Regions from separate parts of the Homo sapiens genome. Here region 2 is linked to region 1. A link is a loop called in an ENCODE intact Hi-C map of the cell type or tissue named here. Cell type or tissue: PC-9. All regions are shown on one strand. Each heading gives the region's core, and the rest is flanking DNA. Links, peaks and the distances in the headings are about the cores only.

Region 1 (8,080 bases), core at 998-5,997:
GGTTCGCAGCCAGACACCTGAAGGCAAGTAAGGCCACCTGGCCAGAGGTCCTGGCATGGGGCAGGCAGTGAGCAGGGTGGGACATACCTGGCAGCCCTTTCCCTCTGCAACTGCACCACTCAGCCCTGACAGTGGTGCTATGTGGGTGCTCTCTCTATGTGGGTGCTCTCTCTATGAGTGCTCTATGTAGGTGCTCTCTCTATGTGGGTGCTCTCTCTATGTGAGTGCTCTCTATGTAGGTGCTCTCTCTATGTGGGTGCTCTCTCTATGTGGGTGCACTCTCTATGTGGGTGCACTCTCTATGTGAGTGTTCTCTATGTAGGTGCTCTCTCTATGGGGTACTCTGTGGGTGATCTCTCTATGTGGGTGCTCTCTGTGAGTGCTTTCTCTATGTAGGTGCTCTATGTGGGTGCTCTATGTGGGTGCTCTCTCTAGGTGCTCTATGTGAGTGCTCTCTAGGTGCTCTCTCTAGGTGCTCTCTCTATGTGAGTGCTCTATGTAGGTGCTCTCTCTGAGTGCTCTCTCTATGTGGGTGCTCTCTATGTGAGTGCTCTATGTGGGTGCTCTCTCTAGGTGCTCTATGTGAGTGCTCTCTATGTAGGTGCTCTATGGGAGTGCTCTCTATGTGGGTGCTCTGAGTGCTCTCTCTATGTGGGTGTTCTCTCTATGTGGGTGCTCTCTGTATGTAGGTGCTCTATGCGAGTGCTCTATGTGAGTGCTCTATTTATGTAGGTGCTCTATCTATGTGAGTGCTCTATGTAGGTGTTCTCTATGTGAGTGCTCTCTCTATGTGGGTGCTCTCTCTATGTAGGTGCTCTATATGGGTGCTCTCTCTATGTGGGTACCCTATGTGGGTGCTCTCTATGTGTGCTCTCTATGTGAGTGCTCTATGTAGGTGCTCTCTCTATGTGCGTGCTCTCTCTATGTAGATGCTCTCTCTATGTGGGTGCTCTCTCTATGTGGATGCTCTCTCTATGTGGGTGCTCTATGTAGGTGCTCTATGTGAGTGCTATGTAGGTGCTCTCTGTATGTGAGTGCTCTCTATGTAGATGCTCTATTTGGGTGCTCTCTCTATGTGGGTGCTCTCTCTATATGGGTGCTCTCTCTATGTGGGTGCTCTCTCTATGTAGGTGCTCTTTTTGTGGGTGCTCTTTATGTGGGTGCTCTATGTGAGTGCTCTCTCTATGTGGGTGCTCTCTCTATGTGGGTGCTCTATGTGTGTGCTCTCTCTATGTGAGTGCTCTATGTGAGTGCTCTCTCTATGTGGGTGCTCTCTCTATGTGGGTGCTCTCTCTATGTGAGTGCTCTCTATGTAGGTGCTCTCTCTATGTGGGTGCTCTCTCTATGTGGGTGCACTCTCTATGTGAGTGTTCTCTATGTAGGTGCTCTCTGGGGTACTCTATGTGAGTGATCTCTCTATGTGGGTGCTCTCTGTGAGTGCTTTCTCTATGTAGGTGCTCTATGTGGGTGCTCTATGTGGGTGCTCTCTCTATGTAGGTGCTCTATGTGAGTGCTCTCTAGGTGCTCTCTCTATGTAGGTGCTCTCTCTATGTGAGTGCTCTATGTAGGTGCTCTCTCTGAGTGCTCTCTCTGTGTGAGTGCTCTATGTGGGTGCTCTCTCTAGGTGCTCTATGTGAGTGCTCTCTATGTAGGTGCTCTATGGGAGTGCTCTCTATGCGGGTGCTCTGAGTGCTCTCTCTATGTGGGTGTTCTCTCTATGTGGGTGCTCTCTCTATGTAGGTGCTCTATGCGAGTGCTCTATGTGAGTGCTCTGTTTATGTAGGTGCTCTCTCTATGTGAGTGCTCTATGTAGGTGTTCTCTGTGAGTGCTCTCTCTATGTGGGTGCTCTCTCTATGTAGGTGCTCTATATGGGTGCTCTCTCTATGTGGGTACTCTGTGGGTGCTCTCTGTGTGTGCTCTCTATGTGAGTGCTCTATGTAGGTGCTCTCTCTATGTGAGTGCTCTCTCTATGTAGATGCTCTCTCTATGTGGGTGCTCTCTCTTTGTGGATGCTCTCTCTATGTGGGTGCTCTCTCTATGTAGGTGCTCTCTCTATGTGAGTGCTATGTAGGTGCTCTCTGTATGTGAGTGCTCTCTATGTAGATGCTCTATTTGGGTGCTCTCTCTATGTGGGTGCTCTCTCTATATGGGTGCTCTCTCTATGTGGGTGCTCTCTATGTAGGTGCTCTTTTTGTGGGTGCTCTCTCTATGTGGGTGCTCTCTATGTGGGTGCTCTCTCTGTGAGTGCTCTCTCTATGGGTGCTCTATGTGAGTGCTCTTTCTATGTGGGTGCTCTCTCTGTGTGAGTGCTCTCTCTATGTGAGTGCTCTCTCTAGGTGCTCTATGTGAGTGGTCTATGGGGGTGCTCTCTCTATGGAGGTGCTCTATGTGAGTGCTGTCTCTATGGGGGTGCTCCCTCTGTGTGGGTGCTCTATGGGGGTGCGCTATGTGAGTGCTCTGTCTATGGGATGCTCCCTCTGTGTGGGTGCTCTCTCTGTGGGGGTGCTCCCTCTGTGTGGGGGCTCTATGGGGTGCTCTCTCTATGGGGGTATTTTCTCTAGTGGGTGCTCTGTGTGAGTGCTGTGTCTATAGGGTGCTCCCTCTGTGTGGGTGCTGTCTCTATGGGTGCTCTCTCTAAGGGATGCTCTCTCTATAGGGGTGCTCCCTCTGTGTGGGGGCTTTCTCTATGGTGGTGCTCTCTCTATAGGGATGCTCTCTATGGGGGTGCTTTCTTTAGGGGGGTGCTCTATGTGAGTGCTCCCTCTGTGTGCGTGCTCCCTCTGTGGGTGGTTTCGCTAAGGGGTGCTCTCTCTAAGGGGTGCTGTCTCTATGGGGGTGCTCCCTCTGTGTGGGGGCTTTCTATGGTGGTGCTCTCTATAGGGATGCTCTCTATGTGGGTGCTTTCTTTAGGGGGTGCTCTATGTGAGTGCTCCCTCTGTGTGGATGCTGCCTCTGTGTGGGTGCTTTCGCTAAGGGGTGCTCTCTCTAAGGGGTGCTGTCTCTATGGGGGTGCTCCCTCTGTGTGGGGGCTTTCTCTATGGTGGTGCTCTCTAGGGGTGCTCTCTCTATGGGGTGCTCTCTCTATAAGGGTGCTCTCTCTATAAGGGTGCTCTCTCTATGGGGGTGCTTTCTCTAGGGGGGTGCTCTATGTGAGTGCTGTCTCTATGGGGGTGCTCCCTCTGTGTGGGTGCTCTCTCTATGCAGATGCTCTATATGGGTGCTCTGTGGGAGTGCTCTCTATGTGGGCACTCTCTTTAGTGAGTGCTCTATGTGAGTGCTCTCTCTGTGGGTGCTCCCTCTATGTGGGTGCTCTCTGTATGTGGGTGCTCTCTTTACTGAGTGCTGTATGTGGGTGCTCTCTCTATGGGAGTGCTCTCTGTGTAGATGCTCTAGTGAGTGCTCTCTTTATGTGAGCGCCCTCTTTATGTGAGTGCTCTATGTATGTAGGTGCTCTCTTTATGTGGGTGCTGTCTTTAGTGAGTGCCCCCTCAATGTGTTACTTGCTCTATGCGATGCTCTCTTATGTGACTCTGCAGTCCCTGGAACCACTGAAGGGGCGGATGGTTGTTATAATCGGATGAGAGCAGCTAGTTAAAAAAGCAGATTGCAAGGCGGCTGGGGACTGAGTGGACCCGGTGGCTATTTCTATTACATTTGTAATTTGACCTTCCAGTTTTTTACGTTTCAGCCACTTACGTGTCATCCCTGCTCTCAAAGCTTCATTTTCAGCAATCTAGAAAACAAGCCCCAAGTCCCTGTCTCTTGTAACCTCAGTGAATACATTGCCGAAAGCTCCGTCTAGTGTGTATACAGCTTAAGGAAAGACAACCGACGTACACGCTGCATTTCTCAGCGACGAAATTCCCACTGCCTTGTGCCTTGAAGTCAGTCGCCGGCAGGGCTCCGCGCTCTCTCTAGGGTGGGCGGGAGTCGGAGCGCGCGGCGCGCGGATGGCCGCCAGGGGGCGCTGGTGCGGCGCGGCGGGGGCGAAGGGGCGGGGACTAGCCCAGGGCGCCACTCAGTCCCCGCGCGGGAAGCTTTGGGGCGCGCTGCCCTGCGGCGTGGGGCGCGGCGGCGTCCGACTGCGGGGTGACCGCCCCTCCTCGGGCCGGGGCCTCAGCAGCCGCCCTGGCCCCTGGATTGCGCTGGCGGGACAGGTGTGTGGGAGGAGGAGGCTGAAAGCGCCCTCCCACTAAGGACACACGGGCGCAGGGGAGCCCCGGGAGGGCCACGGGGGAGCCCCGGGAGGGCCACGGGAGAGCCCCAGAAAGGTCCCAGGAAGGACTCGGGAGAGCCCCAGGAAGCTCCAGGGAGAGCCCCAAGAAGGTTCCGGGAGAGCCCCCAGGAAGACCCCGGGAGAGCCCCAGGGAGGTCCCGGGAGGGCCCCAGGAAGACCCTGGCAGAGCCCGAGGAAGATCCCGAGAAAGCCCCAGGAAGGTCCCGAGAGAGCCCCAGGAAGGCCCCAGGAAGGTCCCGGGAGAGCCCCAGGGAGGTCCCAGGAGGGCCCCAGGAAGCGCCCGGCAAAGCCCCAGAAAAGGGAAAGCGCAGAACCAGCCCCAGGTCGGGAGGCCCCGCAGCAACAGGAGTGGTGTCAAGGGGAGGTTGCCTGCACCACGGCCGGCCGTAGGGCCCCACAGTGTAGGGTGTGGGTTTTTTCATTGTTTTGTTGTTGTTGTTGTTTATTTGTTTGTTTTTTGAGACAGTCTCGCGCTGTCGCCCAGGTTGTTGTGCAGTGGTGCGATCTTGGCTCCCTGCAACCTCCACCTCCCAGGTTCAAGCGATTCTCCTGCCTCAGCCTCCCGAGTAGCTGGGACTACAGGCACATGCCATCACGCCCAGCTATTTTTTGTATTTTTAGTAGAGACAGGGTTTCACCATGTTGGCCAGGATGGTCTCAGTCTCTTGACCTCATGATCCACCTGCCTCGACCTCCCAAAGTGCTGGGATCACAGGCATGAGCCACTGCGCCCAGCCTAGGGTGTGGTTTTATGAGGCACGATGCCCAGGTAATATCCCCAGGTGGGCCGCAGGTCACTAAAGGTGCGTTTCTGCCATTGGTGAGGTGGGAGAAAGGCCCTGTGCCTCACAGTGGGCAGATCTTTCTGGAATGCGAGCTGAGGCCGTTGAAGCGCCTGCTGTGTGTGGGGCAGAGACAGGTGACAAGCCTTGGCCTGCCTTTGAATCCCTGTCTTTGGCTCCAGGGGCCACTGGCAGTGTCTGAAGCTGATTTGGTTGCAGGAGGGGCTGCCACAGGCATCTAAACGGGCAGAGGCCAGGGATGCAGGCAGGCCCACCGCCATGCACACGATGGCCCCACAGAGAGGCCCCCAGCCCTGCACAGGACAGCCCCACACAGTTATCCTGTTCAAATGCCACTGAGGCGAGGCTGAATATCCTGGTCAAGAGAGACAAAGACAGGCATCCACAGAAATGCTCTGATGGGTTCCCAGGGGCATGGGGACAGGGTGAGGAGCCACTCAGCCGTACAGTATAGCCGTCCCCCTGGCAGTGTGGGCATTGGCCCTGTTCCCTGGGCTCCAGGACAGTTACTTGCAGATTTCTTGTTGCATTTGGACTCTGTTTACCATCACTCCATGGATATTAACAGGGTGCCTACACTACAAGTTCAGATCGCACGAGGGAGACCAGGTCCCCTTCCATCTGTTAGGACCGCAGTGGGGAGAGCTACAGTGGCCCCTCAGGCTTGGATTATGCCAGGTGAAACCCCAGTAGTTGCTGTGATCTGGCTGCGTGAAGTGCATGTTCTGAGTGGGTTAAGCAAGACAGATCGTACAGAGTTATTGGTGTTCAAAGATGAGTTAAACAAAAGAAATCAGTAGGGTTACTAAAGTAGAAATAGTTAAAACAGAACAACAGAAAACCAAGCTTGTAAACTGAATGCAGAATCACAAAGTTTGTGGAAAGAGGTGATGCATGATTCAAAAATCTATCAACATACCAGGAATTTGGAAGTGGGGAGTGAGAAAGAAGTAGAGGAAAGTGAAGATATTTGAACTATATTGGGCAGTGGGGGTTGGGGAGCTCTTGCTAACAAATATTAAAGAGGCAGATGGTAAAGAATGGTTTAGAAAAATGTCAAGGTTACTACTTTAAAAGTACAGAGAGCTTTCACATCACGAAAGATGATACGAACAAAATAACAGCCCTCCATAGCTTTCTCCCGCTGCCTCACAAAATACCGCAGACTGGGTGGCTTGAACCACAGACACTTATTCCTCAGGCTCTGGAGGTTGGAGGCCTGAGGGGTGGGTGCCAGCATGGCTGGGCTCTCGCGAGGCCCCTCTTCCAGGCTCACAGAAGGCCACCTTCTTGCCCTGCCCTCCTCAGTGGCCTTTCTTGGTGCCAGCATCGGAGGAGAGAATGAGCGAGCTCTCTGGTGTCCCTTGTTATGAGAGCACTAATCTCGTGGGATCAGGGCCCACCCTTATGGCCTCGTGTAACCTTAATGGCTGCCTTACTTCACGTACAGCCATACCGGGGTTTGAGGCTCCAGCATGGGAATTTTGGGGCCTCGCCAACATTCAGTCCATGGGAGGCCCCTAGGACGAAATGCTGGGCTTGAAGGAAACTGCATAAAGCAAAACAGAGACATCTCGGAGCAAGGGAGCTGGGGACCCACAGCCACACAAGGGAGCCGGGGAAACCACAGCCACGCAGACCATTGGTGTTTCTTGTTGTGATCAAGAGACAGAGTTTTTAAAGCAATGTTACACATAAACATCAAAACAATATTGAACTTCCAGGGAAGAGAATGGGTTAAGTGGGTTAGAATTTCCAAGATGTTAGGGGCTGAATTGTGTCTCCATAAATCCAAAGGATGAAGTCCTAACCCCTAAGACCTCAGAAGGTGACCTTATAGGGAGATAGGGTCTTTACAGAGGTCATCAAGTTAAGATGAAGTTGTTAGGGTGAGCCCTAGTCCAGTATGACTGGTGTCCTTAAACATGGGGGACATTGGACACAGACACCCACAGGGAGAGCCCTGCGGGAAGGTAAAAATAGCTGTCTGCAAGCCCCGGGGGGAGGCCACAGAATGTGGCTGTATTTGGAGCTAGAGCCATTCAAGAGGAAATTAAGGTCAAATGGGTTCACTGGGGTGGACCCTAATCCCATAGGACTGGTGTCCTTAGAAGAAGAGGAGATAAGGACACAGACACACAGAGGCATGACCATGTGAGGACCCAGGGAGATGGCATCTGACTGCAAGCCACAGAGAGAGGCCTCGGGAGAAAACAGCCCTGCCCAACCTTGATCTTGGACTTCCAGCCTCCAGAACTGAGAGGAGATACGTTTGTGATGTCTGAGCCCCCTGCATGTGGTGCGTTGCTAGGGAGTGTTTGAAAGCTCTTTCACCACGTCACAGCAGGTGGGTCTCAGGCTCTTGGTTTTCACTGTGTCACAGCAGGTGGGTCTCAGGCTCTTGGTTTTCACTGTGTCACAGCAGGTGGGTCTCAGGCTCTTGGTTTTCACTGTGTCACAGCAGGTGGATCTCAGGCTCTTGGTTTTCACTGTGTCACAGCAGGTGGGTCTCAGGCTCTTGGTTTTCACTGTGTCACAGCAGGTGGGTCTCAGGCTCTTGGTTTTCACTGTGTCACAGCAGGTGGGTCTCAGGCTCTTGGTTTTCACTGTGTCACAGCAGGTGGGTCTCAGGCTCTTGGTTTTCACTGTGTCACAGCAGGTGGGTCTCAGGCTCTTGGTTTTCACTGTGTCACAGCAGGTGGGTCTCAGGCTCTTGGTTTTCACTGTGTCAAAGCAGGTGGGTCTCAGGCTCTTGGTTTTCACTGTGTCAAAGCAGGTGGTTCGCAGGCTCTTGGTTTTCACCATGTCAAAGTGGGTGGGTCTCAGGCCCCTATTTTGCTGTTTTGTGGATTTTTATGTGTGCTAATACATGGAAGAGACCTAAACATACTTTTAGGCTGTGAGGAAGAAGCCAGCAGACAAGGGTAGCCTAAAATACTGGTGAGATGAACCCCATGTGGTCCATCTGCATGGCAGAGGGGTGCTCAGCCACGGGACCCAACCCACGCTGTGCAGCAGAGGAGTGCTCAGCCACGGGAC
Region 2 (8,080 bases), core at 808-5,807, 110 kb after region 1:
AGACAGAGAGACAGAGAGACAGGCAGAGACAGAAACAGACACAGAGACAGAGAGACAGAGCAAGCAAGAGAGAAAGAGAGAGGGACAGAGACAGAGAGGGACAGAGAGAGATAGAGACAGAGAGACAGAGGTAGACATAGGGACAGAGAGAGGCGTAGGAAGGCTGAATGTGGGATTCACTCTGGCTTTCTCGTTAGCTCTGTGCACCAGGGGAAGCCCTGTTGCTCCAGCTGAAGTGGGCAGAGGCCTGGCAGCCTGGGGCAGGAGGGCAGAACAGCTCTCTGAGGATGGCAGCAGCACTGCTGGGCGCCGTGAGCCCTGGGCTGGAGCAGGGATGGCAGTGGCACCCTTGTGACTGAAGCTTTCTCTAGGAGTTCTGGGAACACCAGGGTAAGGCGGTGGCAGGCGGGCAGGTGCCGGAACAGACCTGTGTGGCATGGAGATGTGCACAGGGCAGGGTGCAGGAGAGCCCTCGGTGCTGGGCCGGGGACTCTGGGAAAGGCTGGAGAGGAAGTGAAGCTAGAGTGGGCTGAGGGGGTGCTAGGGGCCTCGGTGGGCCTAGAAGCACGGAGGTGAAGTTAGAGCTGATGGTTTCAGAGGTGGGGTCGTTTGAGGTGGTGAGTCTGGGTGTCACCACAGGAGCCACACTTGGGGGGATCCTCAGTGATGCTGGACCCGGAGGTGATAGGGTAGAGTCGCTTTGCCTCCTTCAGATGCTTACATGGCAGCCTGGCATTCTCCACGCACAGTGAAACACCGAGCACGTGCCCGCCAATGGTGAACAGGGAGCTTCATCTCAGCGCCCAGTGCATTTACTGTCCCTGCCGGGCCACCTAGCACAGCTGTTGAGAGAGACAGTGGGTACATTTGCAAAAGGCGTTGAATTTGTGAAGTGCCTTCATCTCCAGTGACTGAGCTTATATGACAGATGCCTCATACAATGGCTGATGCGTGGAATTATGGTGGAGAAAAGGAATTCTGGGAACCTGCCCCGGTGGATCTCTTCCCGTGACCACCCTGGTATCTCTTGCTCCCGCAGCGGCATCGTGATTTTCTGTTCTGTTCCCCAGCCTTGGCTGACAGAAGAGGGAACAGGCAAGGTGTGTCTGTCAGAATTAGTTATGACAGCAAGCAAAGGATAATTCCAACTAACAGCATTGTGTAAAGGATATAAGACTTCTCTGTCACAGCTAGGAGGCCTGGAAACATTACATCCTTGGCTGAAACGTGCCCCTGGGGCAGGGAACTGGGTTCCTCCTTAGCCCTCTGTTCCACTGTGCTTGGATTCCATTCCCAAGGTTGCTCATAGCCCAGGAGAGCTGCCAGGGTGCCAGCTCTTACATTCCTATTCTAGCCAACAGGGAGGAAGGAGGGCAAGAAAGATTATGCCCTTCTCTTTTGGAGCACTTCCAAGAAGGTGCCCAGGCCAAGTCTACTTCCATCCCATGTCCTGAACTTCGACGTGGCCACAATTCACTGCATGAGGAGCTGGGAAACAGAATCTTGATTCCAGATGGCCACAGAGAGAGCTCAAACTCGGTTTTTCCTTACTGAGGAGGACAGGCAGAATGGATATTGGACACGGTTGGCTGTGCCCCAAAGAGAAACTAAAGAGCGGCATCTTAGGATGATAAAAGGTGACTCAAATGTGCTGTTGCTTCTTATTCGTTTAGGAAACAGGGTAATAATAAAAAGGAGAGTGTGGGACTTTGACCCTTAAAAGAATCAGCCTATTGGAGCCAACTGATGCAGGGGAAAAGCATTTGCACTCATGGGGAAGAAGAACAGTAGCCTGATCTCTGGCCTTTGAGTTTTAATCCACAGCTGACAGTAAACCCTCTTCTGATGTTTATGACAGGCATGAGTGCAATCCCTGACCAGATCAGCCAACGCTGCTCCTCCAATGACACAGAGGAACGTCTTCCGAAAGCATGGCCGGCCCTCGCGTGACCTTCCATTGAAACTTGCCCACGTCAGCCTCAGGCTATGCTGTTGCCCCAGTTTAATCATTAATCACCTCACTTTTGCTCTCCAAAGTTTCCAGGTTTTGACAGTAGTCTGAACCACCTGTGTCAGAAGTGCCTAGAAGCTTGCTAAAATATGGATTTCTAGGTTTCATCTCAGAAATAGTCATCAAAACCCTTGGATGGCTGGGCGCGGTGGCTCACGCCTGTAATCCCAGCACTTGGGGAGGCCGAGGCGGGTGGATCACGAGGTCAGGAGATCGAGACCATCCTGGCTAACACGGTGAAACCCCGTCTCCACTAAAAAATCCAAAAAAAATAGCCGGGCTTGGTGGCGGGCGCCTGTAGTCCCAACTACTCGGGAGGCTGAGGCAGGAGAATGGTGTGAACCTGGGAGGTGGAGCTTGCAGTGAGCCGAGATCAGGCCACTGCACTCCAGCCTGGGCGACAGAGTGAGACTCTGTCAAAAAGCAAAACAAAACAAAACAAAACGCTGGACATAGGGTCTGGGATATTGCCTTTTAAAAAACATGCAATAAAACTTGAGAAGCAGTGTTCTCATGCTGTGTCTACACCACCGCAGGCCCTCCATGTATTTTACAGATAAGAAAAGCCAGGTCTGGGGATGAAGGGACAGAGCAGAGACTTGGACTGAAGTCTCCCGGCTGTCATCCTCGTGTGTTCCCCCAAGGCCACCTTGCTGGATGGTTGAGGCCCTGGCCCTGGTTCCTTGTGGTTCAGTGCCCTCCAGTGGAGCCCTGACTGATGCCCATGCCACAGCTGCCTCTTGGGATTGTTCTAAACATCAAATGGGGTAACAGCCGCAAAAGGGCTCTCGGTCAGAAGGCCATTCGGCTGAGAGTGTGTTTGCCTTCTGGGCGTTTTGGGGTGAGGCCGTGGTTTTGTATACTTACATTTTTGTTTAAGGATCTAATTTATGACCAAGACGTACCACACTAGGCATCTGGTGGGCACGTGGTCCTGCTGCCCACGTGCTGCCCACTGGCTGAAGCTGCGTGGTGCTGCTGCACTGGCTGAAGCTGCGTGTCTCTGCTGAGTGAGAAGTCGAGCGCATGGGAGGGTGGAGGCCTGTCCTGGGTCAGGCTGAACGGTGGCTGAGAGGACGTCGGGCTCAGAGACCCTGGCCCACCAGACCCTCGGCATTCCCAGCCTCCTTAATGTGCTGTGCATTCCCTCAAATTATCCACAATCCGGCACCACCCAGAGTCCACGCTGACGCAGCTGCGCGTCTCTGAGGGCCCAGGCAGAGCTGTCCTTTTGAAGCTTGTCTCTGGGCTGTGTCTGCACCAGAAACCGGCTCGCCTTGCCTGCCCCACCGTGTCCTTGACAACAGCTCCTATTTCCTTTGTTTAAGACAGAGCATAAATATTAGTGGGCGATTTAGTTACGAACCTAACAGGGATGTCTTGGAGACAGCTTTAGTGCAGAAGCCAATGAATTTGGATCTGTCTAGTGCAAAGTTCAAAGCTACTTAAAGAAAGCTTTTCGTTTGTTTGTTTTCCTTTCTCTCTTCATTTGGTGAAATGTCTGGGAAGTGTACGGCTGGCAGGCTGAAAAAGTCCTGGGAGAAAATAACTCGTGCTGGAGAGCAGCAAAGTCCTTCCCACTGGAACTTCCTAGACGAGTCCTTTGGGTTACACATCTGGAATTACTTTTACTAGACAAATCTCTTTTCACTGGACGTCTCTGATTTCAGAATGTGTGATAATTCAGACACCAGTTTGTTGATCTGAAGTTGCCTTCATCATATTCCATGATAGAGGATTTACCAAGCAAATGTCTGAATTATCGATGCTTTGAAGTCCTGTAAGGCCCATTTTGAACCGTAGGAACTGAAATGTTGGTTGATTAGAGGCACTGATGCTCTGGGTGTGGTGTGACAGAAGCGTGAGAGCCGTGTGCAGGGCCTGGGTTTGCAGCCTGGCTCTGCCCCTTGCAGGCTTTGCTCACGGGGTCCCTGTGAGCTGCTTACTCACCTGCCGGGGAAGTGAGCGAGTCCTTCAAAGGAGGCGTTGAAAGCCGACAACAAAGGCACCTTAATACACCTTTGAAGATACTGCCTCGGTCTCAACTCCACCACGAAGACTAAGACGTCTCTGTCTGCCCTGTGAAAGCGTTTAAGGACATGGCTAATTTCTGCCATCAATAAATTTACTGGTCTTATTCTATTGGGTCACTATAAAACTGGCAACAAGCAAACAGGTCTTCAGCAAAAAAGCACTTTGATGCTCATATTACCCCAAATCACTGTGATCATTAAGGATAGAAATCAAGAAGGAACAACAAAATGTGCAGGCCCTAAAACAGAAAGGACGGACGGAGCGAAGCCTCCTGCCTCCTTCCTCTTCCCAGCTTTGCAGCAGGTCCTCAAGTGGGCAAGGGCTGTGGGAGTTTTCTTTTGCTGCTATTATGGTAAATTACCACAAACTTAATGGCTTAAGACAACACAAATTTATTATCCGAGAGTTCTGTGGTTCAAAGGTCCACTACGGGTCTCACTGGGCTACGGCCAGGTGTCAGCACACTGCATCCTTCTGGGGACTCCAGGGGAGCCCCCGTTTTCTTGCCTTTTCCAGGTTGGAGGATGGCCACCTCACTGGGCTTGGGCCCTTCTGTCTTGCAGCTGCAGCAGCATCTCTCTGACTGTATCTGGCAGCGCAGCCCTTCCTCCGACTCCTCTCCCTTCCTCCTCACCAGAAGCACCTGGGATGACATTCACCCACTGGATGATCCAGGAGAATCTCTCGTCTCAAGGCCACCGATGAGCAACCATCATCCTCTGCCATGGAACCTGACACAGGCTCGCATTCCAGGGATCCAGACGTGGATGTCTCTGGGGCCATTGTTCCCTCGACCACAGGGAACAACTGCATGGGTTTCCACTGGTCAAGACAGAAATGTCGCATGACTTGGCCGAAGCAGCTGCAGTGGGCAGCCAGGGGTGGAGGCCTCTGTCCTCCACTTTGAGGCTCTGGTCAGGCGTTTAATTCCTTGCTCCGGAGATATTCCCAGTGAGTCGGCTCTCGTTAAATCTCAGAAAATTCGGTGCTGTGGAGTGGATGAGACTGGTGTATCATTGTTTAGGCCTCATCTGAGCCTATGGATTCTGTCTCAGTGATGGGGACCAGCCCAGGCCGCTGTTTCCACAAAAGAATGACTCTAACAGCAGAAAGGAGAGATGTGTGCAGAGTGAGACCTCTGGCCTGCCATGTGGGGGAACCCGCCCGGCTCCCGGCAGTGTCTCTTGGGTGGCCTCTGGGCCACCAGCGTCTGAATCCCGGAGGACTTGTTAAGGAAGGAACCTACTCCCAGTCTGGTCCCTCAGAATCAGAGTCCCTGGTAACAGGGGCCAGGGAAGCTGCACTTTTCCCCTGTGATTTTCACGTAAAATGAAGCTTTGGAATCGCCAGTACATGGGCATGGGCATGGGCATGGGCATGGACGGGCCAGCCGGATGGACGGCCGCTGCCGAGACGGAAACCTGGGAGGACTGGTCGGTCTGTCTCCTTCAGGTAGTGCTCAGGAGGCTCGAGCACACCTCGTTCCCCGTGGCACTCATGCCCACACTCATCCCTGAAACTTGAGCCAATGTAAGAAACAGCCGTGTGTGGTGATCCATGGGGTGCTGCAGGCAACAGATGCCAAATGCGGTTTTTGTGATGGGAGTCTGGGGCGGGATAACTGTGGGTGCTGCGGGCAACAGACCCCGAATGCGGTTTTTGTGATGGGAGTCTGGGGCGGAATAGCTGTTCTAGAGCCGTGAAGGGATCAAGCACATTCCCAAAGCCCCTGCTCGGCATAATGACCTTATTAAGTCCACGTTTTCTTTCTTTTCCTGGTAGATAGGATCTTTTCTAACCTTTTCCACCTAAGATTCATACATAATTCCCTTCCCCAGCATGATTTGTAACGGCTGCACGGTGGACCATCCCTTGGGAGGCCCATCATCATTCACCTCAACAGGCCCCTTTCCTGGGCCTTTAGGTAAATCTACATGTTCTTTTCGACTGAGGCTTTTTGGCAACCACACATGAAAGTGATGGTCTGGGCCGGGCGAGGTGGCTCACGCCTGTAATCCCAGCACTTTGGGAGGCCAAGGTGGGTGGATCACCTGAGGTCAGCAGTTCGAGACCAGCCTGGCCAACATGGCAAAACCCTGTCTCTACTAAAAATATGAAAATTAGCTGGGCATGGTGGCACATGCCTGTAATCCTAGCTACTCGGGAGGCTGAGGCAGGAGAATCACTTGAACCCAGGAGGCAGAGGTTGCAGTGAGCTAAGACTGTGCCACTGCACTCCAGCCTGGGCAACACAGCGAGACTCCGTCTCAAAAAAAAAGAAAGAAAGTGATGGTCTGCAGCTGATGCAGAGTTATGTAACATGCCACACCTTCCATTTTATCATTTTTAATACAGAATAAAATCCGTCCACAAGTTTCTATGAGACAACATTCAAGAGTGATGTGGTGTAGGTTGTGTTTCGTGAGGCACTGCCAAGATCACAAGAATGTGACTGTTTTTATGATGATCAATGACTCTGACCTCCACAAAGGATTCCTCTGTGAGTGAGGGATCAGATGGCAGCCTGTGGACAGCTGGCATTCCTCAGCGTATTGGTCAGACGACACTCCCTCCTCCGAGAATGGCAGGGTTCCCTCAGTGGAGGAGGCGAGCTGATTGGGTCAGCTGGGAGCTAAGTGAGGTCACAGGGAGGGGCCCCTACCCTGTATAATTGTATCTTTATAAGGAGTGAAAGAGACACCATCTACGGCTTCGCTCCTGGGGAGCCAGAAGCATGGAATCAGGTCCGCGTGGTGGAGGGTTTGGGGCAGGGGCGGGTAAATATGAGGAAAGGGCCAGACAGTGAATATTTTAGGGTTTGTGGCTGTGCAACTCTGCTGTTGTAGTGCAGAAGCAGCCGTGGGTGATACCTGGGCAAATGGGCCTGGCTGTGTTCCCATGAAAATGCATTTACTATAACAGATGCCAAGAGGATTAGGCCACCAACTTTGGCGTGTGCTCTTCGGGCCTGCCGTCTAACAGAATGAGGGTTCCAGCGGTGTTCGCATCATCAGACGTCTAGTGTTCTGCACATAAAACAAGCTCTTGAGGTCAGGAGACAACATGCAATCTAGCAGGCAGGTAGCTCGTGAAGCGTCTCATCTCCCAGCATAACAAGTGCTTCTCCATCCATATGTACAGAATTCCACTCTCCAGGTGGGAACGTTGTGATGGAATACGCTCTGAGAGATAGAGGAGGCGACTTCTGCCAGGAGTGATCAGGAGGACTTCTTGGAGGAGGCAGCACTTGAGCTGGTCTTGAAAGATGATGAGATTTTAATGGGAAAAGAGATGATCGAGAAGAACCTTCTAGCAGGAGGGAGCTGCCCTAGCAAAGACAGGAAGGCTGGAAAATGCGAGAAGTGGGACAGGAAGATCAACACAGGACCTCTCCCTTCTGAGCCAAACTGACACCTACCTCTTGCCATGACAGGCCGCTCTTCTGGAGATTATAAACTATTTATTTTTAACAGAGAAACTGCCTTAGTTGGAGTTCTGGCTCTGCCACTTACTTAGGTAAGAAAGAACTTCTTGGGCCTCAGGCCCTCACCTGTAAAAGGGGCTGAATAATAGGATTGTGCCTCTCTCCAATGGGCTGTTAGAGGTTGGACTGCATGCCCCCAATACTCTTATGCTGAGGCCTAACCCGGTGTGACTGCACATGGAGACAGGGTGTGTAGGGAGGGGATGAAGCTTAAGTGAGGCCACAGGGGAGGCCCAACCCTGTAGAGTCGTGTCTTTATAAGGAGTGAAAGAGACACCATTGCTTGCTTCTCTCCTGTGGGCAGAGGAAAGGCCAGGTGAGGACACAGGCAGGAGGTGCCCCCGCAGCCTCAGGCAGAGCCCTCACCACGCCAGCCCTGCTGACGCCTTGATCTTGGACTCCCAGGCGTCTGCTGCATAAGCCACCCCGTCCGACGTACTTTCCCATGGCAGCTTGAGCAGAATGAGACTGGGGCTTTGGAAGAAGGAACTTCACATGTGAGGAGCTTGGAGAGTGGGACGTGCCATGTGTGCACATGTGCTGCTGGTGGT

What was found. A loop is a pair of places that touch in the nucleus more often than their neighbours do. Peaks named below come from ENCODE experiments on the same cell type or tissue, not always from the same donor. Only the 100,000 strongest peaks of a DNase experiment are listed, where the experiment ranks them.
Region 2: a loop joins it to region 1, with 17 times the contacts of the local background. A loop is called at or near these places in 8 of 110 quality-filtered maps.

What each region holds. Positions count from the first base shown.
Region 1 is chr7:155,340,936-155,349,015 of GRCh38, reverse strand. No RefSeq gene overlaps it. Among named protein-coding and RNA genes, the nearest start is that of BLACE, 23 kb to the left of the region's middle. RefSeq lists a silencer at 3,881-4,270. In PC-9, for the core only: a CTCF peak has its summit at 3,905; a DNase peak (open chromatin) is centred at 3,855; H3K4me3 peaks cover 711 bases; H3K27me3 peaks cover 659 bases.
Region 2 is chr7:155,228,921-155,237,000 of GRCh38, reverse strand. No RefSeq gene overlaps it. Among named protein-coding and RNA genes, the nearest start is that of INSIG1, 65 kb to the left of the region's middle. RefSeq lists an enhancer at 7,445-8,080. In PC-9, for the core only: a CTCF peak has its summit at 2,760 (motif pointing left); no DNase peak of the experiment used is centred there; H3K27ac peaks cover 16 bases.